Regions from separate parts of the Homo sapiens genome. Here all the other regions are linked to region 3. The links are chromatin contacts, found by Hi-C or POLR2A ChIA-PET in ENCODE. All regions are on one chromosome and are shown on one strand. Each heading gives the region's core, a stretch centred on a gene start or an enhancer-like site at or near the end of the contact. The rest is flanking DNA. Distances are from core to core; before and after follow the strand shown. Region 1 holds the start of AUNIP (aurora kinase A and ninein interacting protein). Region 2 holds the start of LDLRAP1 (low density lipoprotein receptor adaptor protein 1). Region 3 holds the start of RUNX3 (RUNX family transcription factor 3). Region 4 holds the start of MTFR1L (mitochondrial fission regulator 1 like). Region 5 holds the start of IFNLR1 (interferon lambda receptor 1).

The links. A loop is a pair of places that touch in the nucleus more often than their neighbours do. ChIA-PET counts read pairs that join two places held with the same protein, here RNA polymerase II (POLR2A). Pooled maps may share reads with other maps.
Region 1: a loop to region 3 is called in a pooled map, with 6 times the contacts of the local background. The contact joins the promoter of AUNIP here to the promoter of RUNX3 in region 3. A Hi-C loop is called at or near these places in 2 of 50 pooled maps. POLR2A ChIA-PET finds 5 or more read pairs at or near these places in 3 of 52 experiments (GM12878, activated CD4-positive, alpha-beta T cell and naive thymus-derived CD4-positive, alpha-beta T cell).
Region 2: a loop to region 3 is called in a pooled map, with 2.5 times the contacts of the local background. The contact joins the promoter of LDLRAP1 here to the promoter of RUNX3 in region 3. A Hi-C loop is called at or near these places in 2 of 37 single-sample maps with no recorded cell type and 5 of 50 pooled maps. POLR2A ChIA-PET finds 5 or more read pairs at or near these places in 1 of 52 experiments (endothelial cell of umbilical vein).
Region 4: a loop to region 3 is called in a pooled map, with 7 times the contacts of the local background. The contact joins the promoter of MTFR1L here to the promoter of RUNX3 in region 3. A Hi-C loop is called at or near these places in 1 of 37 single-sample maps with no recorded cell type and 4 of 50 pooled maps. POLR2A ChIA-PET finds 5 or more read pairs at or near these places in 1 of 52 experiments (CD4-positive, alpha-beta T cell).
Region 5: a map with no recorded cell type shows a loop between it and region 3 (4-fold over the local background). The contact joins the promoter of IFNLR1 here to the promoter of RUNX3 in region 3. A Hi-C loop is called at or near these places in 4 of 37 single-sample maps with no recorded cell type and 5 of 50 pooled maps. POLR2A ChIA-PET finds 5 or more read pairs at or near these places in 3 of 52 experiments (HepG2, activated B cell and naive thymus-derived CD4-positive, alpha-beta T cell).

The regions. Positions count from the first base shown.
Region 1 is chr1:25,857,350-25,861,353 of GRCh38, reverse strand. It overlaps AUNIP (aurora kinase A and ninein interacting protein), which reads left to right and starts at 1,897. Exons shown (of 3, transcript NM_024037.3): 1 at 1,897-2,074. The coding sequence starts at 1,997. RefSeq lists silencers at 1,080-1,139, 1,740-1,999 and enhancers at 991-1,616, 1,490-1,719, 1,617-2,242.
Region 2 is chr1:25,541,771-25,545,856 of GRCh38, reverse strand. LDLRAP1 (low density lipoprotein receptor adaptor protein 1) reads right to left here and starts at 2,251. Exons shown (of 9, transcript NM_015627.3): 1 at 2,071-2,251. The coding sequence starts at 2,158. RefSeq lists silencers at 1,752-1,931, 1,962-2,421 and an enhancer at 2,522-2,581.
Region 3 is chr1:24,927,803-24,932,117 of GRCh38, reverse strand. RUNX3 (RUNX family transcription factor 3) reads left to right here and starts at 1,842. Exons shown (of 5, transcript NM_004350.3): 1 at 1,842-2,531. The coding sequence starts at 2,250. RUNX3-AS1 (RUNX3 antisense RNA 1) reads right to left here and starts at 1,661. Exons shown (of 4, transcript NR_183341.1): 1 at 92-1,661. RefSeq lists enhancers at 139-728, 2,168-2,901, 3,074-3,253, 2,902-3,636 and silencers at 1,494-1,963, 2,164-2,603.
Region 4 is chr1:25,818,031-25,822,395 of GRCh38, reverse strand. MTFR1L (mitochondrial fission regulator 1 like) reads right to left here and starts at 2,442. Exons shown (of 7, transcript NM_001099625.2): 1 at 2,367-2,442. It overlaps LOC646471 (a long non-coding RNA gene), which reads left to right. Exons shown (of 1, transcript NR_024498.1): 1 at 1-2,442. It overlaps SELENON (selenoprotein N), which reads right to left. Exons shown (of 12, transcript NM_206926.2): 12 at 4,175-4,365. RefSeq lists enhancers at 1,647-1,736, 2,117-2,256, 3,899-4,365 and silencers at 1,847-2,016, 2,467-2,656.
Region 5 is chr1:24,185,188-24,189,295 of GRCh38, reverse strand. IFNLR1 (interferon lambda receptor 1) reads left to right here and starts at 2,007. Exons shown (of 7, transcript NM_170743.4): 1 at 2,007-2,105. The coding sequence starts at 2,048. RefSeq lists a silencer at 1,745-2,234.

The DNA.
Region 1 (4,004 bases), core at 648-3,147, 930 kb before region 3:
GGGGATGGGGTTGGGGCCTTATATACCATATCTATATATACAAAATTTGTTTGGCAAGGGAGTGGGCGGCAGTTTTATTACTAAAGTTTTATAAGTAGTTAAAATAATGTGTTTAAAATATGATAATCCCACTTTATGATCTGACAAAGACTTTTTTTGTTTGGTTTTTCCTTCAATTAAGGAGGGTTTTTTTGTTTTGTTTTTAGTGGAGGGGGCAGGGGCGTGCACACTCCACCACACATATTGAGCCTCGTCGCATGCGCACCGAAGAAGTATGTTAACTTTTATAATATTGCTTTTTCCATAGTACACAGCAATATATATACAATGAAGGAAAATTGGGAAGATAAGAAAACCCAAATTAATTAGAAATATCACTTCACTGCTGAAATATCATGGGGGACCTTATGAAATACACACACACACACACACACACACACACACACACACACACATAAAATATGTGTATATAAATAAATATTTTGATATAGGCCAGGCATGGTGACTCACGCTTGTAATCCCAGCACTTTGGGAGGCTGAGGCAGGCATATCACCTGAGGGCAGGAAGTTGAGACCAGTCTGGCCAACATGGCGAAAACCCATCTCTACTAAAAATACAAAAATTAGCCAGGCGTGGTGGCACACACCTGTAGTCCCAGCTACTTGGGAGGCTGAGGTGGCAGGATCGCTTGAGCCCAAGAGGTTGAGGCTGCAGTGAGCTGAGACTGTGCCACTGTACCCGAGCCTGGGTGACAAAGCGAGATGGCTCTGTCCACCATGAAGACAGGCTCTGGCTGCAGAGATGGTTGAGGTTCCTGGCTGACCTGCTGCAGACTGGGCAAGAGGTGGCTGAGCTTCTATCCTCCCTCCACCAAAAAAAAAAAATTACAAAATTTTTGGCCGGGCGCGGTGGCTCATGCCTGTAATCCCAGCACTTTGGGAGGCTGAGGCAGGCGTATCACGAGGTCAGGAGTTCGAGACCAGCCTGGCCAATGGTGAAACCCCGTCTCTACTAAAAATACAAAAATTAGCTGGGTGTGGTGGCGTGCGCCTGTACTTCCAGCTACTAGGGAGGCTGAGACAGAAGAACCGCTTGAACCCAGGAGGCGGGGCTGCAGTGAGCCGAGATAGCGCCACTGCACTCCAGCCTGGGCGACAGTGAGACTCCGTCTCAAAAAAAAATTTTTTTTACATATACAATATGTAAACATTACGTATAATGTACATATATTCCATCTATGGAGATTGTGGTTAGGGACGGAAGGATGGGTGGGGGTGCCAACATTTTTGCATTTCCAAGGGGTTTTCTGAATTCACAAAGTACTTTCACAACCTCATTTGATCCTCTTTAAAATCCAAGGCACAGTAAACGGTGAAAGCAGGACTGAAATCTAGTTCCTGACCCCAAATTTTAACCTCTTCAAAATCCTCTCCCATGTGGCTTCGTAGTTACGCTTACATTAAAAAAAAAAAATTACCAAAGTTGTTCGCACACTCGAGTGTCTGGTAACCACTTAGGTCGAGGACCCCTGGTCTGGAGTCGACGGGCCTGATCTCGGCTCAGCCACTTCCTTCTGGGGGTGATCGCGAAGATTCAGCGATGACACGAACAAATTCCTAAGCCCGGGAAATACTGTAAGAAATTTTCAATACAGCAAAAAGAAAATGTACATTTCTGAGGCTGTCGAGAACCGTTCACACAGCAGCTTCCGAATCCGCTCTTGAAAGAGCGGATCAGAAAGAACACGCACTCCTCCGCGCAGGGAAATATGCCGCACGCACTCAAGGGACCGGCCGCGAAAGTTAGTGCGTGGGCGGGGCACAGCGAAGGGGGCCAGGGCCTTGCCGGGGCGGGGCTGGCGCCCGGGGCGGTCGCGACGTAGCCCCGCCCCCAGCGTTGGCGCGAGATCCGAACGTCGGCGGCCGCGGTTCTGGCGTTCCCTGAGGCGCCGGGAGCCTGCGCCGGCGTCCTGCCGGCTTCGTCTCCTCAGCGGCCATGAGGCGGACAGGCCCCGAGGAGGAGGCCTGCGGCGTGTGGCTGGACGCGGCGGCGCTGAAGAGGCGGAAAGTGCAGGTGGGACGCTGGGGGATGAGAGGGCGTTGGGAACCAGGTAGGGCCTGGAGGCGTAAGACGGGAGGAGTTTGGGGGACACCTGGAGATGATGAAAGCGAAGTCGGGGACAGAGAAGGGAACAGCGTTGGGGATTCACAGGCGAGAGGGATTGTGGTCTGAAGAAGGTTGAAAAACGGGGCTTGGGGAGGATGGGAGGGACGGAAGGAAAGAGCGTGCTGTTGGGGGGTCTGGAGGAGCGGTGCGCAGGGAGGGGCGGCGAAGGTTCAGGTGTGGGAGAGGCGGAGGGAAAGTTCGCTCGGAGCAGTTGAACTGACCAGGCTCCCTAGGAGGCCACAGTCCCTGCGAGACGTCCTAGTAGAGGCTGGAGCATTGGGAGATGGATGCGAATGCAAATTGGGGAAATTCTCACCCCGGGGTCTGTTTCCACCCAATTTGCCAAGTTGCAGGCCAACTACCTGCCCAGAACCGGTAACTTTGAGGGGAAAAGTAGAAGCTATGGGAAGGGGAGCTGGCCTCCTATGTACTGAGCAGTCACTGGGTGCCGGATACTGCATTAGATACTGAATATGCGTTATATGTGTCGTCATTCTTGCTGGGAATGAGGAAACTGAGGTTCAGTAACTAACCTAGGCCCGCCTAACTAGAAGGAGCTGGAAATCACATTCAGGTCTGTCACCTAGGCAAGATGCTCTTCAGTCACTGTAAAGAAACAAAAGTGCGACATAATAATCATTCATGTTTATTGAGCATTTTATGCTGGTGCTAAGTGTTTTAGGTATGTTACCTTGTTTGGTACAATTCTATATGGTAGATAGTGTAATGATACCCATTTTACATACGGAAAACAGGCTCAAAACAGACACTAGGGGCAAGATTCTTGCTCTCAGGTTGCTCACAGTCTTATAGGGAAGAAAAGAGGTGTATAAATAATAACAACAATACCTAACCTTTATTGAGTGCTTTCTATGTGTCAGGCATTTTGCCGAGACTTTATACACTTTATCAATGGCAGGTACTCACCAAAATTCAGTAAAGTAGATTTTGTCATTATCCTGGTTTTATAGATAAGAAATTTGATCATTTTATTATTATTATTTATTATTATTATTTTTTGAGATGGAGTCTTGCTCTGTCGCCCAGGCTGGAGTGCAGTGACACAATCTCAGTTCCCTGCAAGCCCCACCTCCGGGGTTCACGCCATTCTCCTGCCTCAGCCTCCTGAGTAGCTGGGACTACAGGCGGCCACCACCACGCCCGGCTAATTTTTTGTATTTTTAGTAGAGACAGGTTTTCACCGTGTTAGCCAGGATGGTCTCGCTCTCCTGACCTCGTGATCTGCCCGCCTCAGCCTCCCAGAGTGCTGGGATTACAGGCGTGAGCCACTGCGCCCGGCATATTATTATTATTGTTATTTTTGAGATGGAGTTTCACTCTTGTTGCTCGTGCTGGAGTGCAGTGGCGCGATCTAAGCTCACTGCAACCTCTGCCTCCCGGGTTCAAGCGATTCTTCCGCCTCAGCCTCCCGAGTAGCTGGGACTACAGGCGCCCGCCACTACGCTCGGCTGATTTTTGTATTTTTAGTAGAGACAGGGTTTCACTATGTTGGCCAGGCTGGTCTTGAACTCCTGACCTCAAGTGATCCGCCCGTCTCGGCCTCCCAAAGTGCTGAGATTACAGGCTTGAGCTACCGTGCCTGGCCGATTGTTTTATTTTTTCAAAAATTATCAAAATGGCCGGGTGCGGTGGCTCACGCCTGTAATCCTAGTACTTTGGGAGGCCGAGGCGGGCGGATCACCTGAGGTCAGGAGTTCGAGACCGGCCTGGCCAACATGGTGAAACCCCGTCTCTCCTATAAAAAATACAAAAATTTGCTGGGCGTGGTGGCAGGTACCTGTAATCCCAGCTACTCGGGAGGCTGAGACAGGAGAAT
Region 2 (4,086 bases), core at 1,002-3,501, 610 kb before region 3:
AGCAGCAGTTACCATTTACCAAACTCCTCCTCTATGCCAGGCAAACGCAATTCCACTTGATCCCCACAAACAGCTGGAGGCAGGTACTACTGTTATTTGCAATTTACAGGTGAGGAAATTGAGACTTCATCACGAGGGACAGGTGGGGCTCGGCCTGCCCTCCTTCAGATCCAGAGGCTCCAGGACAGCACTTTGGGCTTACCAGGGCCTGGAGGAGGGGGAGAGGTGCTCCTCTCCTTTCCTCCAAAGGTGCAGACAGGCTCGGGGCCCCCAAAACCCATCTCACCACAGTACTAATCATGCTGGCAGCGTCCCAAGGATAGGCAGGGGGAAGAGGAGCAGGGGAGAAGAAAGCCACCAGTTAGGAGGGAGCATTATTACCAATAATCTCCTTGATACTCCTGCCAGGTAAGAGTTTTTATCCCCATGTTGCAGATGAGGAAACCGAGGATCAGAAAGGACAAGTGACTTGCTCAAGATTGAAGATGGCAAGAGAAATTCTCTTCCACATCCAAAGCGGCTACCTCTTCCACGTCCCCAGATTCAGAGATATTTCTTTCTAGCCTCCCTTCCCTTGCCAGCCCCCCTTCCTTCAAAACCACTTCCCTGGGGGCTGCCCCACCACCCTCCCTCCCTCATTCCTGGAGAAAACCCGCAGGATTCTCCCACTGGAACAGATGGCCATCTCAGAAGTCCTGGTCAAATCTTGCCAGTTTTTAAAGGGTCTATTTTGGGATGCAATCAGTGTGATAAACGGTACATCCCCTGGCCTAGTGGCCCAGCCCTAATGGGTCTCTGACCCCACCCCCCACCAGCAGGCACCACCCCACATTCCCAATGCCAATGCCAGTCTCAGCTGGGAGGCGGCCACAGCTGAACAACAGAGTGGGGCCAGAGGAGGAGGGAGGCGGGCCCTCTAGGCCCAGACACGCTGGCACTCCTTGGACCAGGGAGCTCGGGCTCCCCTGGCAGAGCCCTGTAAGGCCAAGAGGGGATGGGATGAGGGGGTGCTGTACTGTCAGTTGTTTCCTGATGAGGGGAGAAGCTGTGGCCCGAAGTAGGTGGCAGGGAGGTGGGAGTGTGCAGCAGTCCTGGGCTCTGGCTCCAAAACCAGCAGGAAGGTGTGTGTGACCCCAGGCAAGCCACTCTCTTCTCCCTCCCAAACAACGAGACCTGCGCTAGGCTGGGTCTTCTGGCTTCAGGGGAAGGTGCCAGGTGACAAGTTCCCTGAGCGTAATCAGAGACTGGGGGAGAGAAAGGGGGGGAGGCCCCTCCCAGCCTCCCAGACGCCCCAGGGAGAGGTGGCGGCGAGTCTGTCGTTTGCCTGGGCACCCAAGGGACTCTGGAAGCCCGAGGGGAAAGGTGCGAGAGAAAACAGGTTTCAAAAATAGTCGGGACGCCAGGCTTGCCACCTGGACCCGGCTAGAGGAAGGGACGTAAGGGTCTAGATCGCCTGATGTGGGGCTCTCCCGAGGCACCCCAGGCGGGGCCTCGTTCCCAATTTCAAGTACGTACCTGCGACCCCGGGCTCACACCTGGATGGGTGTCTGGGCACCCGGAGTCAAAAGTTGGCCCGGTGGGTCGGGCAGGGGGCGGGAGAACGGGCCAGTGGGCTCCTGACCGCCGCAGCTGCTGGCTGGGGCGCAGGGGTGCGGGACGGGGGCGTCTTCCCAAGCCCCTGCGCCCTCTCCTCCTCCCCTAGGCACCGACGACGAGCGCCTGCCTCCCCCTAGCTGGCCAGGACAGCAGGGCGGGAGGTGCCGCGGGTGGCGGGGGCCTCTTCTCCCAACCTGCACCCCACCCCATGCCGGCTGCACCTGAGGACCCCGAGCTCGGGCTCCTTCCTCAGCGCTGCCCCTCCTCGCAGCGGCATCGAGCGGCCGGCGAGTAGGTGCACAACTTGACCCCGGCCGACCCCCTGCCCCGCAGGGCCGGGAAAGGGCCACGCCGGGACCGGAGCGCCGGTGAGGCCCCGCCTCTGCCCAACTTGGCCGCACTCCGGGCGCCCGCGGAGGCCCCGCGCGCCTCTGCCCGATCCCGGCCCGGCCCGGCTGACGCGCGCACACTCACTGCGGTGCCGGCCACCGCCCCCCCAGCTCTGCTTGGCCAAGCTGGGGCTCCGGATCAGCGCCCGCCCCGCCGACTTGAGCGCGTCCATGGCCCGCTCCGGCCGCCGCCGCCGCTGCCGCAGCCAAAACTCCGTCAGGAAAAACTTTCCGCCCGGCCCTGCGGCGCGCGGGCTGCGCGCTCCTCCCCTCCCAGCGCCAGCTCCGCCGCGGCGTCCGACGGGGCGGGGCGAGAGAGGACAGGCCCCGCCCCCAGACGGGCCGCGCCCCCGACGGCCGGTCTCGCCCCGCCCGGTCCCTGTCCAGGCTCCAGGTCCAGGCACCAAGAGTTTCCGAGGCCGCCCGAAGGCGCCAGAAGATAGCAAATCGCAAGCCCTAGACGCCCCCGCTTTCCTCCTTTTCCCCAATCCCCACCCCGTAGGGGCCTGAGGGCCTGAGAGCAGCGGCCTAGGATTTCCAGTGACCATTTTACAGATGGGGAGACTGAGGGCTCCTCCAGTGGTGAAAGATCTTGTTCAGGGACAAAAGCAATGCGATGTCCAGGGCAGTGGGAGACTTAGGAAATAGTGGAGGCTGTAAGCCAGGGATATCCAAACTTTTGGCTTCCTTAGGCCACATTGGAAGAAGAAGTGTCTTGGGCCACACATGAAATACACTAACACTAACGACAGCTGATGAGCTGAAATATATATATATACACACACACTCATGTTTTTTGTTTTTCTGTATTGTTTTTTTTCCCCTGAGACAGAGTTTCACTCTGTTGCCCAGGTTGGAGTGCAGTGGTGCGATCTCGGGTCACTGCAACCTCTACCTCCCGGGTTCAAGCTATTCTCATGCCTCAGCCTCCCGAGTAGCTGGGATTACAGGCATGCACCACCATGCCTGGCTAATTTTTGTATTATTAATAGAGATGGAGTTTTACCATGTTGGCCAGGCTGGTCTCGAACTCCTGACCTCAAGTGATCTGCCCGCCTCAGCCTCCCAAAGTGCTGGGATGGCTGTGAGCCACCACACCCTGCCCAAAAAAATCTCATAATGTTTTAAGAACCTTTACCAATTTGTGTTGGGCTCCATTCAAAGCCGTCCTGGACCTCACATGGCCAGTGGGCCACAGGTTGGACAAGCTTGCAGTATAGACCCTTGTTAGGCGCAGGGTCGGTATATAAAAATTTGCCTTTAGCAAGTCCAGCCAGGCACTTTACTCATCCTCGTAGCTCCCAGGCTGCTCCCTGGCACCACCTGAGCATGCTGGGCCACCCCATGCCCCCGCAACTTCCCAGGTAGCCTCACAGATGGTATGATCTGGAACGTGCCCCTGACACTGACTTGCTGTGTGACCTCAGGCAAGTACTTCCCCTCTCTGAGTCTTGTTTATCTGTGAATGAGAGTCAATGCTATCTCTAGTGATCCTTCCAACCTGCCAGGGTCAAGAATCTGCATGACCTTGACCCTGACCCCAAGCTGCTTCCTAGGAGCATTCGGAGGGCAGTCTGAACCCCAGAATTGCTCAGGCACAGATGTTCTAACTCCAGGATTGGAAGGATTTGTTCTAACTCTCTAGGATGCCATGCCTTCCTTTCAAACTGTGCCAAAAGGAGCCAGAGGGAGGACACACACATCCAAGCCACAGCCTGGCTTCTTTTAGAAGGGGGTGCCTCAGGCAAGGCCAACTTCAACCTCTGTAATTACTCCTGGCTCAGAAGCCAGCAGTCCTCTCTGTGTCGGGAGAAAGATAGTGCTGTGCTGTCCCCAGCTGGATAGGGCGGCCTCACTGACATTCCCCTGTTTATAAACCAAGTGCTTTGTTAGCCAGTCTGTCCTTGGCTTCCCCAGCAACACTGCTTAGGTGGACCCACTTTACAGATGACAGCCCTAGGTCAGGGAGGGAAGCATTCACTGATAGTCTCCGAGAGTCAGAGACTGGGATCAGACTCAGGCCCATAGGCAATGGGGTAGAGTATAATGCCAGGGGTTAGAACCCAGCTGTCCTTCTGGTGGTTGTGAACTCACCCTTCTG
Region 3 (4,315 bases), core at 593-3,092:
ATGGAATTTACCACCACCTGAAACAGCGGGTCATGGTCCCGCAACCTGCTCGAGGGCAGCACGTGTTGCCCGCCCCCGGCCAGGGCCCTACCTGGCCACGACGCGCTGCGCCTTCTCGGAGACGTTCCCGGAGGTGGGAGCGCCCAGGCTGGATCACTCGCTTTCCTCTAGTTCTGCTGCTCGTGCCAGCGCGTCCGAGGGCGCGCGGGCCTGGGTCCGCAATCGACAACTGCCAGGCGCAGGCTCTCTTAAAAGGTTCAGTAAGGGACCTTTGCCGTCCTTCCTTTCGACACGGCCTGAGGGCGTGCTGTGAGGTCCCGAGGTGGGTAGGGGCCAGCTCTCCCGGTGGTCGGGGTGAGTCCAGAGTCCTTCGCCCCTGGAGCGCACGCGGGGCTTGATTTCGTTTGGCAACGACGAAATGGCGCGCGCTGAGCAGGGGTCAGATCCATGATGAGATCTTGCGGCCACCGTCGGATCCTAAGCTTCTTTGCTTCCGAGGCTTGGAATTCATTGTTTTGCACCTGTCGAGAGCCGGAGGCAACGAAAATCTAGCCCCGTCTCCAAAGCGGCGGGGAGGCTCAGCACGCGTTCGTTCCCCAGAGTCTAGGGAGGTGTCTGGGGCGATAATTCGGAATGATTGTGGCTTGATCTTTCCCGTTGCCCTCCCAACTGTAGCCGGCCCCTAGGTCTGCTCGACAGACTTAGGAGGCGGGAGAGGAAGGGGTGATTTGCAGTGAAGCCCAGGAGAGGTTGGGCCACGCGGCTGGGAGTGGGAGCGGGGACCCGGAGCCGGGCGGGCAGGCAGTGCCTTGGCGAAGCTGTCCGCGGTCCCTGCGGCGCAGCCGGAGCGCACGGGCCCAAGAAGAAGTGGGGTTGGACCCGCAGAGGCCACTTTCCACCCGCATGGAGAAAGAAAATTCTCTCCTCTGAAAGCGAGGGCCCTTAGCTTTGCAGCCACTGCTGTTTTTCTTTTGCCACCGACGCGCGTACCGTTTCACGATGCAGGACCGTGGTTACATGCGTAAAGGAAAAAAAGAAAAACGCATTTTGCAGGCCTCGTCGTGTTTTTCAAAGAGCCACAGGCCGCCACAACGAAGAACGACGCCGCGAGGCCTGCAAGATCCTGAAACTTGTTTTGAGGGGAGAGCAGAGAGGAAAGGGGTTGTTGGCCCCAGGCTACTTAGGGTCCCTAGGAGACTCCCTTCCGCCTGTCCCCGGTTTGGCACAGGGGCCACCGAGGCTGGGACCAAAGCCGCGCAGGGCTGGGAGCAGCAAAGGCCGCCGGCCGGGCGTGGACGACGCGCAAAATCCCGTGTGGGGTGGAGGCTCTTGGGTCAGAATAATGTGCGGGACGAGGGAGGTGAGTAACCTCTTTGGGGCGGCTCCCAGTGCGGCGTCACCGGCCCTGAGACCCCGCGGCCCCCAGCCCGGGGTTGCAGAAGTCACAGGCCCGAAGCAGCAAGAGCTGGGGAAGCCCGGCCGCGGCCAGCGGGGAGGAGGAGCGAAGGGGTTGCGCCCCAGCGTCAGGGAGCTACGACCCGAGAGAGGGCGGCAAGGGCGCCTTCCGTGGGACCCGGACGTTCTAAGCAAATTTCTAGCATTTGCCCCGGGCTCCCAGAGCTCTCGGGGGCCCTGGGCTGTGGCACTGGGGCCTCCTCCGCGGGGTGGCGCCTTCCGCCCCTCCCCGTTGGGCGGCCTCCGGCAGGCCCCGTTCCTCCCCGCGAACGCCACCGAGGTGCCCGCGATGGGGGCTCCGCCGATTGGCTGTGCGACGCGTCGCTCCGCCAGCCCCGCCCCGCGGGCCCCGGGGGTACTAACCCCGCGCGGGCGGCCGCGGCCCCGCCACTTGATTCTGGAGGATTTGTTCTGGGGCTGCGGCCGCGGAGTCGGGGCGGCCGCGGGCGAGCTTCGGGGCGGGAGGCGGCGGCAGCGGCACAGCCCCGCGCGGGCCCCGCCGCGGCCCAGGCAGCCGGGACAGCCACGAGGGGCGGCCGCACGCGGGGCCGCGCGCCGAGGATGCGGGACTAGCCGGGCAGGCTGCGGGCGGCCGTCGGGCCAGCGAGGCCTCGCAGCGGGCGGGCCCTGGCGAGTAGTGGCCGGGCGCCGCCCCCTGCGCCCTGAGGCCCGGGCCCCGCCGCTTCTGCTTTCCCGCTTCTCGCGGCAGCGGCGGCCGAGGAGGCGCCCGCGCCGGCCGCCCCCGGGGGAAGCCGCGCCGTCTCCGCCTGCCCGGCGCCCTGACGGCCGCTGTTATGCGTATTCCCGTAGACCCAAGCACCAGCCGCCGCTTCACACCTCCCTCCCCGGCCTTCCCCTGCGGCGGCGGCGGCGGCAAGATGGGCGAGAACAGCGGCGCGCTGAGCGCGCAGGCGGCCGTGGGGCCCGGAGGGCGCGCCCGGCCCGAGGTGCGCTCGATGGTGGACGTGCTGGCGGACCACGCAGGCGAGCTCGTGCGCACCGACAGCCCCAACTTCCTCTGCTCCGTGCTGCCCTCGCACTGGCGCTGCAACAAGACGCTGCCCGTCGCCTTCAAGGTGAGTGCGGGACCCGGGGCGGGAGGGCGCCGGCCCTGGGGCTCCGGGCGTCTGAGCTGCGGGAGCCAGAGCCTCGGGAGCAGTGGGGATGGGAGGTGCCCGAGACGCCGCGGCGACACCCGGGCACCCGGTTCAGTCTGGCTGCGCGCTCGGCTCCGGGACCTCGGCGTTCCGTTTTGGATGCGCCCTGCAGGAATGACTTTTAACGGGGTTGCCCCGCTCCACCTGGGTTTTGGGGCGCCTTGCGTAGAGACGTTGGTGCGGAAATGGGCGGATGGGGTTTTGCGCCCCCCTAACCCGGATCGCTCAGATACAGCCCTGCGGGTAACGGAGAAGAGGATCCCGGGACAGGGGCAAGGACACCGCGGGTGGGGTGCGAACGGTGAAAGGGCCTACCCTCCGCCTCCAGCACCCCTCCTCCCGCGCCGCTTCGCAAAAGCTTCCTGCTCACACCCTCGGGCTTCCGAAATTTTACCGGACGGCGCTAGGCCGGGATCGGGGCACTGCTCTCCAGACGTTTGCTCGGGGATATTATGCGTCCCGAATGGCGAGTTGAGATTGGGGGACCCCTAACCCTGGCAGCCCCCAGCCATTTAGAGGACCTTTTTCTTTATGCCAGGGAGTAGGCGACTGTTTCATTTTCATTTTTTTAAGGGGGCAGCGAGATGAAACGAAAACGCCTCGGTTTTCCCCTAAACCTCTCACAGCTGCCGTGAGAAAAGGGCAGGGCAGGAAGGGCCGGCGGCTGGGGGTGGTGCTGCCCGAGGTGGCTGGAAGCTGAGGCCGTCCCTGCTCCCATTAAGACGACTCTAAATGGGAAAAAAAGGAAGAGTGGCTCTTTGAGGTCTCCCGGGTGACATCTTAAAATACCAGTGGGGGAAATCTCGCCGGGAGGGGCGGGAGGCCCGTGTGACTTTAATCGTCAGATCGGAGGTTTTACTGTCACTTGGAGCTTAAAAGGAGTCTTTGAAATTAAAAGAAGACAGGATGTTGACAGGAAATCTGGTCTTCTTAATCAGATCCCAAACATTTTCTCCTTGAAATTTTTACCATATGGATCCCCAGTCCCTGCACGCGGCGGCCACGTTTAAATAGTTGTGACTCTGTTTAAAGTCTGATTCTTTTTCAAAAGGCATCCGCCTCTCCGTGCTCCTGGGGGTGGGGGATTTGGGGGAGATGGTGTTTAGGGGGACATCGCCACCCCCATCCTGCAATTCCCGGCAGGTGCATCCTTCCATTATCAAAAGCCCCACTCTCACTTTAAAGGGGTTTTCTGGTGGCCTTTTTCAAAACACCAGTGAGTTTTGCATTCTGCATTTTCTCTGCATAACGAATTTAGGCTCTGCAGAGGCCAATAAACTGGGCCTGGTCCACATTTCAGGGCCAAATTTCATGCCCTAAACAGCTCTTGCATAAATTGAGTGGGGGTAGCAGCCCTGTTGTTATTATTGTTGTTACTCTTTCTCATTTGGAGACTTCGTTGCTAGGAGCATGTTGATTCCTCTTTCGCTGCAGCCGAAGACAACAGGGGAACTGCACCCCACATCATAGTGACTGAGCTGATTCACAGCTCTGGCTTAGATTTCATTGAAAGGATGATTTCTTGGGACACAGTTTATGTAAGCAGTTGATCTAGGATTTTGGTGTGGAAGCTCGAGATTCCATCTTCTTGTTTTCGTGATATTTGGGGGAAGGTCTTTATTGTTTTTAAGCCTCTTCTCCACCCTGCATTGGAGAAATACTCAGTGTGCCTGGGACCTGGGGGAGCTGCCCAGCCCAGCCCC
Region 4 (4,365 bases), core at 1,193-3,692, 890 kb before region 3:
CTATCCAAGCCCAGGATTCATTCTTGAAGATGAGATGTAAAAGCACTGCTGGGCCCTTGCAAAGGGAGAGATCAGAGAAAATAGGAGAACGAACACCAGCTCATGCCAATCTCAGTCTCATGAGCTACAGAGAAAAAGAGCCAAAAAAGTTTATCCTGGCTCAGCCACCTTCTGGCTTTGTAGCTACAGGCAAGTTATTTAACTTTTCTGAATGTTGGTTTTTCCATCTGGAAAAAGGAGACAGGAAAAGCTGCCACTGGAGGCTACCTTAAGGGTCAATGAGTGAAATGGGGTTGAGTGCTTAATGAACTGTTAAAACATGACACAGATGGGTGAGGTGACATCTGACTGCTCTTCACAGCAGTCCTTGCATGGTGAGCAGATGCAATCAGTGTGCTCGTTCATTCACTTGTTCATCAAACACCAACAGTACCCACTTGTGCCAGGCCTTGTGCTGGGCACCGTAGGGGCTATGGAAGGAGTAAGACACAGTCATGCTCTCAAGGAACTCGCTGTCCAGCAGAGTGATAGGACATGAATACATACTTCTAGCAAAGGCTGAGTAGCATTAGGCAGGTGGCCAGATGAGGTCAGAGCTCTGGCCCTAGTGCCCTGTAGTAAGTTGCGAGGGAGTAGGAAATGAAGACAAAACAGCAAGAGCACAGGTCCAGCACAAGAAGGTGAAGGACATGGAAAGAGGAGCAGAGCATGATAAAGCTACAAAAGTAGGGGGCAAGTCATGAGGTCCGGGTCACTGGGGAGCCCTGGACAGGCTCTGAATGGGAGATAGACTAGACTGACAAAGCAGCTCTTTCTGGAGACCTCCTGTGGAGGGTCCCCTCTTCTACCCTTGGGAGACGAGGTGTCATTCACTTCACGATACACATGGGGAAAGGAAGTTGGACAGGGGAAGGCACTTGTCTAAGGTCACTCAGTGGTCATGCCAGTGCAAAGCACCCAAAGCCTGGTCCAGGTCCTGCCACCTCCTGCGTGGGCTCCATCTTCTCGGCTCAGTTCAAGCCTTTATTATCAGAGTCCCTCTGTGTGCCAGGCTCTGTGCTGAATGTCCGTGTCGGCCACAAATTGCACTAACGGTGCTTACTGCCACTTCCTCTCCGACCTTACCTCCAAAGACCCAGCCGGGCCTAACCCTCACACACAGCCAGAGGAATCCTTCCCAAACACAGTTAATCACATCGCTCATCCGTTTAAAACTGGCTTACTAGAGCCAACACAGGATAAAATCCACAATCAGTCCCAAACCCATCTTTCTCTGCCGTCTCTAGACCACATTCACTGAGCACCAAGGCCTGCACGCTTCGCAGCCAGCCCTCCTGCTCTCCCCCTTGCCCTCCAGCCACACTGGCCCTCAACCCCCAACACTGGGCCCACCTCTGAGCCCTGCATCAAACACCAGCACCCCCTTCGCCGAGCTCATTCTTCATCATTCCTCAGAGCTCAGCTTAAGCATCACCTTCCTTCCCTGCGACAGGGTCAGGTCCTTTCCTGTGCGCTCCGCAGCACCCTGCCTGTCCCTCGGAGTCCTCGCGAGAGGAACTAGATAACTGTGATCCCCGCGCACAGCACGGTGTCTGCCTAGGACACAGTGAGCGCTTCAACGCGCTGAACTAAACGAATGAAGGGGAACACCAACTCAGCTGTCACCCCCGCCCCCAAGTGTCACTGGCTAGAAGATCTTCCCCCGGTTCGCCGGCAGCACCGGTGGGTCTTGTCACCTCTGCGCCCCGCAGCCCTCCGGAGGCTGCAGTTGCTGTCTGCTGACAGGCGTCCCCTCAGGAGAACGGGAGCTCCTCCAGCGCAGGGCCCTGCTCAGCACCCCTGGTCCCGGGGGCCCCCACGGAGGCCGCCGCGCTCAGTGAAACTTTGCCGCGCGCAGCAGTGGCCGGAGACCCGCGCGGACCCTCTCCCCGCGGGGACCCGCCAGGGCGAGTCGCCCCTCCCCCGCGGCAGACGACCCGACCTGGGCCAAGGTCGGCCAAGTGCTCGCCGCCTGCCCAGCGGCCCTTGGACCCACAGGACCCGGACCCGAGTGCGCGGAAGCCTCCGAGCCGCGGCCAGGTCTCAGAATGCGCGGCGGGGCAGCCCGGCCCGTCAAGCAGCGAAGCCGAAACTAGAAGCCTGAGGTCTGGCTTGGTCACTGTTTGCTGGGGAACTCCGACGAGCAACTACCCTTCGGGGACTCAGTTTCCCCCGGGCCAAGTGAGACGGACAGCTGCGGCTCCCGCGAGAACTCGCGCGGGAACAGGAGCTGCGGGCTCCGCACAGCGCCCGGCACGTAGACCCAGTCTACTAACGGGCTGGAAGGTCGCGCTCCCGCCTCCGCGCCTCCCTAGAACCTTTCTCACCTCAAGCTCGGGCTCCCGGACTCTCTCACCTCACGGCCCCTCCTTCCACCTTGGGCCGCCCAGCCTCAACCGCCCTCACTTCCGCTGACCCGCCCCCCGGAAGCGATCCTCCGCAGCTGCGCACCGAGGCGCACCTCCGCGCACCCTCAGGAGGCGGGTCCAGCTCGGTGGCGAGGGGAGCGCGGCCCCCGAGTGGGCGAGGCGCTGGCGGCTGTAGGCTCCGATACCGCGGAGCACACTCCCCTCCATCGAGACCGTGCCCCCGCGGGGTCTGTGTCCCCGGGAGGAGTTGGCTGCGTTTGGAGATCCCTCGGCCTGGTATTCGTCGCGTCTCCCTGCTTGTTGCTCTCCACGTTTAGCCCCATCCGACTTCTGGAAGCCCAGGGGTGTGTCGCTCGACCCCTAAAATATGCTCCTACCCCTAGGGCAAACTTCAGAATCCTCACCCTGGCCCCCTTCCCAGTTCTTGGTTCCCAGGCAGGTCCCTTTGCAAAGCCTCTCTCCAGCAAGAATGCGCAGAATGGGCCTCTTTCTCCTCTTGACTCCTGCCCTCCAGCACTTTGCAGCTTTCTTCTATTTTAGCCTCTCTCTCTCTCTCTCACACACACACACACACACACACACACACACACACACACACACGGTATATTCAATGAGTTTGCTTATTAGATGGGTACTTGATGTACAAGACTCCAGAGGCTCTGTGGGAAGAGCCACATTCCTTCCAGGCTCACTAACCCACTCCCTCTTTGTGCTCCAGCCCTCACTGTCTTGGTCTGTGGCATGCAGTTCCTGGGTCACATTTCCTTCTCTGCCTTCAGCACAGCCTCGGGCTGTGCCTGGCTCCCAGGCTGGAGTTCCTTGGTTCCAAAGCCTGCAGTCCCCTCTGCCAGAGACAGAGCTGGTTTCATGGGTGAACAGCCCATGCAGTCACAACGGGCCGCATGCTCAGAATCCTGTACTTGGTTTAGTACTTTGCTGTTGCCGTCTTGAAATGATTTTCTAATAGGGGTTCTTGTGTTTTCATTTTGCACGGGGCTGTGCAAATTATGTGACTGGTCCTGGCTAGAGACCTCAGAGGTCGTCCACCCTGATCTCCACCATATCTCAAACGCTGAAGATTGACTTCCAGGTCTGGCCCTCTTCCCAGGATGGCACATTGTGTTTTAATCATTACCTTTCCCTCCTGTGCGATGGCGGATCATGCAAGTCCACGCTGGCTGTCTGTCCTGGGTGTAGATGCTGATTTGGTGTCCCACTCAGATCCCCTTGCAGGAAGAACGGAGCTCCCTACCTGGGAATTTCCTTCACCTCCCAAGCCAATGACTGATAAAAGGTCCAAAAGGCCAGTTCAGCTCTGCAGTGTGGTTTATGCCCCACAGCTCTTCCACTGTGGGTCAGGCCAAGGCTGGGCTGAGACTGTTCCTGCTCAGCATTTTTCCTTTCCCTCTTCTGCTTCCTTCCTTCTTTTACTGGTTTTTCTGGAAGTACACTCCCCCCCAGCCCCACCAAACAAACAAAACAAACAAACAAAAAAACACTTCATGCCTGTCTCAGGCTCTGCTTTTAAGACAATGATTTTAACTCCCAGATCTCTCTCAACAGAGAGCACCAGATTCTCAAAACAGTAAGTCCTACCACTTGTTCTATCGTAAAACTTATTTTGGGCAAGTCACTCAAGCCTTCGATAGGTAAGATAGTACCTGAAAGCATTCCAGCTCAACTCTGCCCCAAGAGGGAGCCACCCCATGGAAGGACGGAGCTGAGCAACATGCCACTCAAAGGAAAAGCACTTAGAACCACTCTAGTTAGTCTTCTCTAATTTTATTACAGGGCATGTTGGGGACAGGGGAGGGAAGTGTTAGAGGAGTGACAGGGCAGCCCGGGGCCCTCTCCCACCCTGAGCCTCGAGGCCTGGTGGGGGACATGAACTGCAGAGGCATCAGATAAGGCCTCAGAAAGCCCAGGCCATCATTTTCCATGGGACCAGGCTGGCTCA
Region 5 (4,108 bases), core at 758-3,257, 740 kb after region 3:
TGTCAAAAAAAAAGAAAGCAAGAAAATAAGAAAGCAAGAAAGAAGGAAAGAGAGAGAAAAAAGAAGGAAGGAAGGAAGGAAGGAAGGAAGGAAGGAAGGAAAGAAAGAAAGAAAGAAAGAAAGAAAGAAAGAAAGAAAGAAAGAAAGAGAGAGAAAGGAAGGAAGGAAGGAGAAAAGAAAGTCAACAGTCAACATTTCAGAGATCCCAAGATACCAACACTGACCGTGCCTGCTGCTCTTCCATCCTCCTCCACCCTGCGCCTTTGAGGTGGAATTGCGTCCTCTGTGAGCAGGGCTTTGTTAAGAGATCCTAATTAAGGCCAGGCACAGTGGCTCATGCCTGTAATCCCAGCACTTTGGGAGGCTGAGGTCACCTGAGGTCAGGAGTTCAAGACCAGCCTGCCCAACATGGTGAAACCCCATCTCTACAAAAATTAGCTGAGCATGATGGCAGGTGCCTGTAATCCCAACTACTTGGGAGGCTGAAGTGAGAAAATAGCTTGAACCCAGGAGGCGGGGTTGCAGTGAGCCAAGATCACACTATTGCATTCCAGCCTGGGCGACAGAGCTTTTGTCTAAAAAAAAAAAAAGAAAAAAAATCCTGATTAAGCAGAAGCCTTGATGCTAGTCCCAGAAGCATCCTGAAATTTCCAAAAGAAATTTCCCCCGCGGTTAAACTCAGAGCAACTTTTGGACCCACCAAGCTCTGTGAAAATCATTTTCTCTTCCAAAAACTGATGGGACCAAAGCTGATCCCAGTTTCAAATAATTATCAAAAAATTGGAAACGAAATATGATCAGAAAAGAAGAAAGTTGAAAAAGAAAATCCTCATCACCCAAAGACAACAACCATTAATATTTTGGTAATTATTATTCCAAATATCTTTCTATGCATACAGACAGACTCACACACACACACACACACACACACACACACTTTTTTTTTTTTTTTTGAAACTGAGTTTCACTCTGTCGCCCAGGCTGGAGTGCAGTGGCGCGATCTCGGCTCACTGCAACCTCCGCCTCCTGGGTTCAAGCGATTCTCCTGCCTCAGCCTCCCTGATAGCTGGGATTACAGGTGAATGCCACCACGCCCGGCTGATTTTCTGTATTTTTAGTAGAGACGGGGTTTCACCATGTTGGCCAGGCTTGTCTCCAACTCCTGACCTCAGGCGATCCACCCGCCTCACCCTCCCAAAGTGCTGGGATTACAGGCGTGAGCCACCGCGCCCGGCTACACACACACTTTTTTAATGGGCCTATGTTTTAGCACTCGCTTTTCTGTTTCTCAGTGTGTTGCAAACACCTCGGTGTCGATACACACCATTCGGCAACGTCCTCCTAAAGGGCCGCATAATATTGCGCGTCGTGGCGTGTGCCTTACTGGGAAGCTACTGCTGTCCAGGTGAACACCACAGCCTTCGGGGTCAGAAAGACAGCTTTCCCCAGAACAAGCACCTGAAGCTCTGGGGCCTGCCGCTCCCCGGGAGAGAAGTACGTGGAGAAGGGCAGCACGGATCCGCCGGGATCCCCGGGGGCATTAAAGGGAATCGCGTGTGTAAGGCGCGGAGCTCAGCATCCGGCTCAGAAACGCGCTCGGATCCCGCCAATGGCATTGAGGCCGCGTAGCCAAACCGGCCTTGAACTCTCCCTAATCCTGCCAAAATGGCCCGTCCTGGAGCACTGGACTGGCCGTGGGTTATTGATCATCAGCCGGTTTCTTCCCCTCCCCTGCCCTTCCCCCGTGCACGGATTTACTGATTTTTTTTTCCGGGAATTGAGTAAAACAAAACTAAGTGCAGATGAAGCAGAGGTACGGGCGAGTTTCGAGCGCGGGGACCGGCGCGCTCCCCCCCCCCCCTCCCCCCGCGGCGGGGCTGTCCCCAGGGACCTTCTCAGTGAATCCTAGGCGGCAGGGACGGGCCCGCGGCTCTGCGGGCCATTGGCTGCCGACTGCGTCACCTGCCCGCGGTGGGCTAGGAGACGGGAGGCGGGAGGCGGGAGGCGGGGACCTGGGCCCGGGCGGGGACGCCGCGGCAGGAAGGCCATGGCGGGGCCCGAGCGCTGGGGCCCCCTGCTCCTGTGCCTGCTGCAGGCCGCTCCAGGTAAGGGCGCGGGGCCGCGGGAGGGAGGGGGAAGAGGGCTCCCCGGGCCGGGCCGCGCCTACCCTCGGACCCGGAGCTCCTGGGACAGGCACGGGGTCCGCAGCCACCCGAGCCGGGTGCGAATCGGCCCTGCCTACGCGCCCCCAGTTTGCTTCTTCCCAGGACTGAACAGAACCGGGTCTTTGATATTCCTCTCCCGCAGGAAACGAATCCAGTTTCCTAATGCTTCCAGCTTCAGGAGAACTGGAGAAAAAAGACAGCGGCAGTTTGATACTGCATATTTTTTAATAAAGTGCTTTTTAATGTTTCCTAAAGAAAGCACTGATCCCTGCGTGAAAACCACACTTGACCCTAAAGTGTGGACAGCAGGGAAAGTGGGACCGATTGATGTCCCTTCCCGTTCCTGCCAGGCCTCTGGTGGGACGGAGCTCTGGTCGCCTGTGCCCTGCTTTCTAACAAGACGGCTTTCTTTTGGTGGTGGTTGTTGTTTTGTTGTTGTTTTGTTGTTGTTGTTGTTGTTGTTGTTTTCCCACCTCTACTGATGAGTAAGGTGTCAGGTACAAAATTCCTCGCCGTAGGACCCAACCACCAAACCTCACCGCCCACGACTCCAACCGAAGCAGGGAAGAGAAGGTCCAGAAATCGCCCCCAGGATATTTTCCTAGTCTTGGACTCACAGTTTAAAGAGCTGTAAAGGTCCCTGGGCATAATCCAATCATCATAAAAGCCTATATTTATTCAGCAACTTCTTTGTGCCAGGCACCGCATTATTCTGGAAGCCTCACGACCCAGCCATCCTCGGAGGTAGATATTATTTTTACTTTTCCGATGGGAAAACTGAGGCTCAGAGCAATTCAGGGAATTCCTCAAGAAGGATGGCAGAGGTGAGGCACACAGAAGAGAGAAGAGGGGCTAAAGCAAGCCTGGCTAGCTTTTGCCTCCAGGGTAGGCACGTGGGACAGGCTGTCCATCCACTGGGTCACTAGGCCAGCCAGGGATGCTCCAGCCCCCAGTGCCCACAGCAGCGTTCTCTGTGGCTGATGAGGGACCGTGTACCTGTGTGTGGAGGGAGGGTGGGGTCTTCTGTTCCCCTTTCACTGTCAAACCCAGACCTTCTTGTACTTTCACCTGATAAGTATTTAATATACACAACACTAACTATGGTGTGATGATTTAGGAGTAAGTACAGCCAGATCTAAGTTCAAATACTGGCTCCCACACAAACTGACTGTGTAGCCTCAGGCAAGTTAGTTAGCATCTGTCTCTGAGCCTAGCGCCCTTTCCATGGAAGCAGAATGAATGACACCTACCCCATAGGGTGGTCTGTCCCAAGGGTGATTGAGGTTTTACATGTAAAGAGCCAAACTAGTGCCTGGCATCCTTTGAAGGCTTCATAGAGGAAAGTTGCTCTAACTGCTGTTTTTCTCATGTGACCTAGCTCGAATCTGGGGACTGTCCTGCCCATAGGATACCTTACAAGTGGCTTGCAGACAGCCTGGTCTCCTGCTGGTCACCCGTTAGGAAGTCCAGAAGCTGGGAGTAGTAATAGCACTAGCCTCGTGGTGATACAGTCCCAGCTAGAGGACACAGGATGAGGTGGAAGCAGGCACCCACTTTTGGGTCTAGAAGGTGATGGGTAGGCAGCCGAGGCTGGGGACAGCCATCCACAGAACTGGACCCTCCCTCCCTGATGCCATTTTGCAACCCGTATGGATTTCCATCATGGCACATGGGACACTTCAGGACCCTGAATTCTCCATGGGACCATGAGCTCCTATAGGGCAGGAATGAAGTTGTGTTCTTCTTTGAAACCCCTGGCACACCGTGGTCAACAGATCTTGTTTGACTCGTAGTGGTCAATAGATGGAATAGTTGGAATCATAAAGCTCAATAGACCCCATGAGAACCTAGAAGACAAAGTACAGTCAAGAGCTCGGACTTTGGAGTTGGCTAGGCCTGGACTGAATCTGATTCTACAACTTAATAGCTGAGAGGGCCTTGGT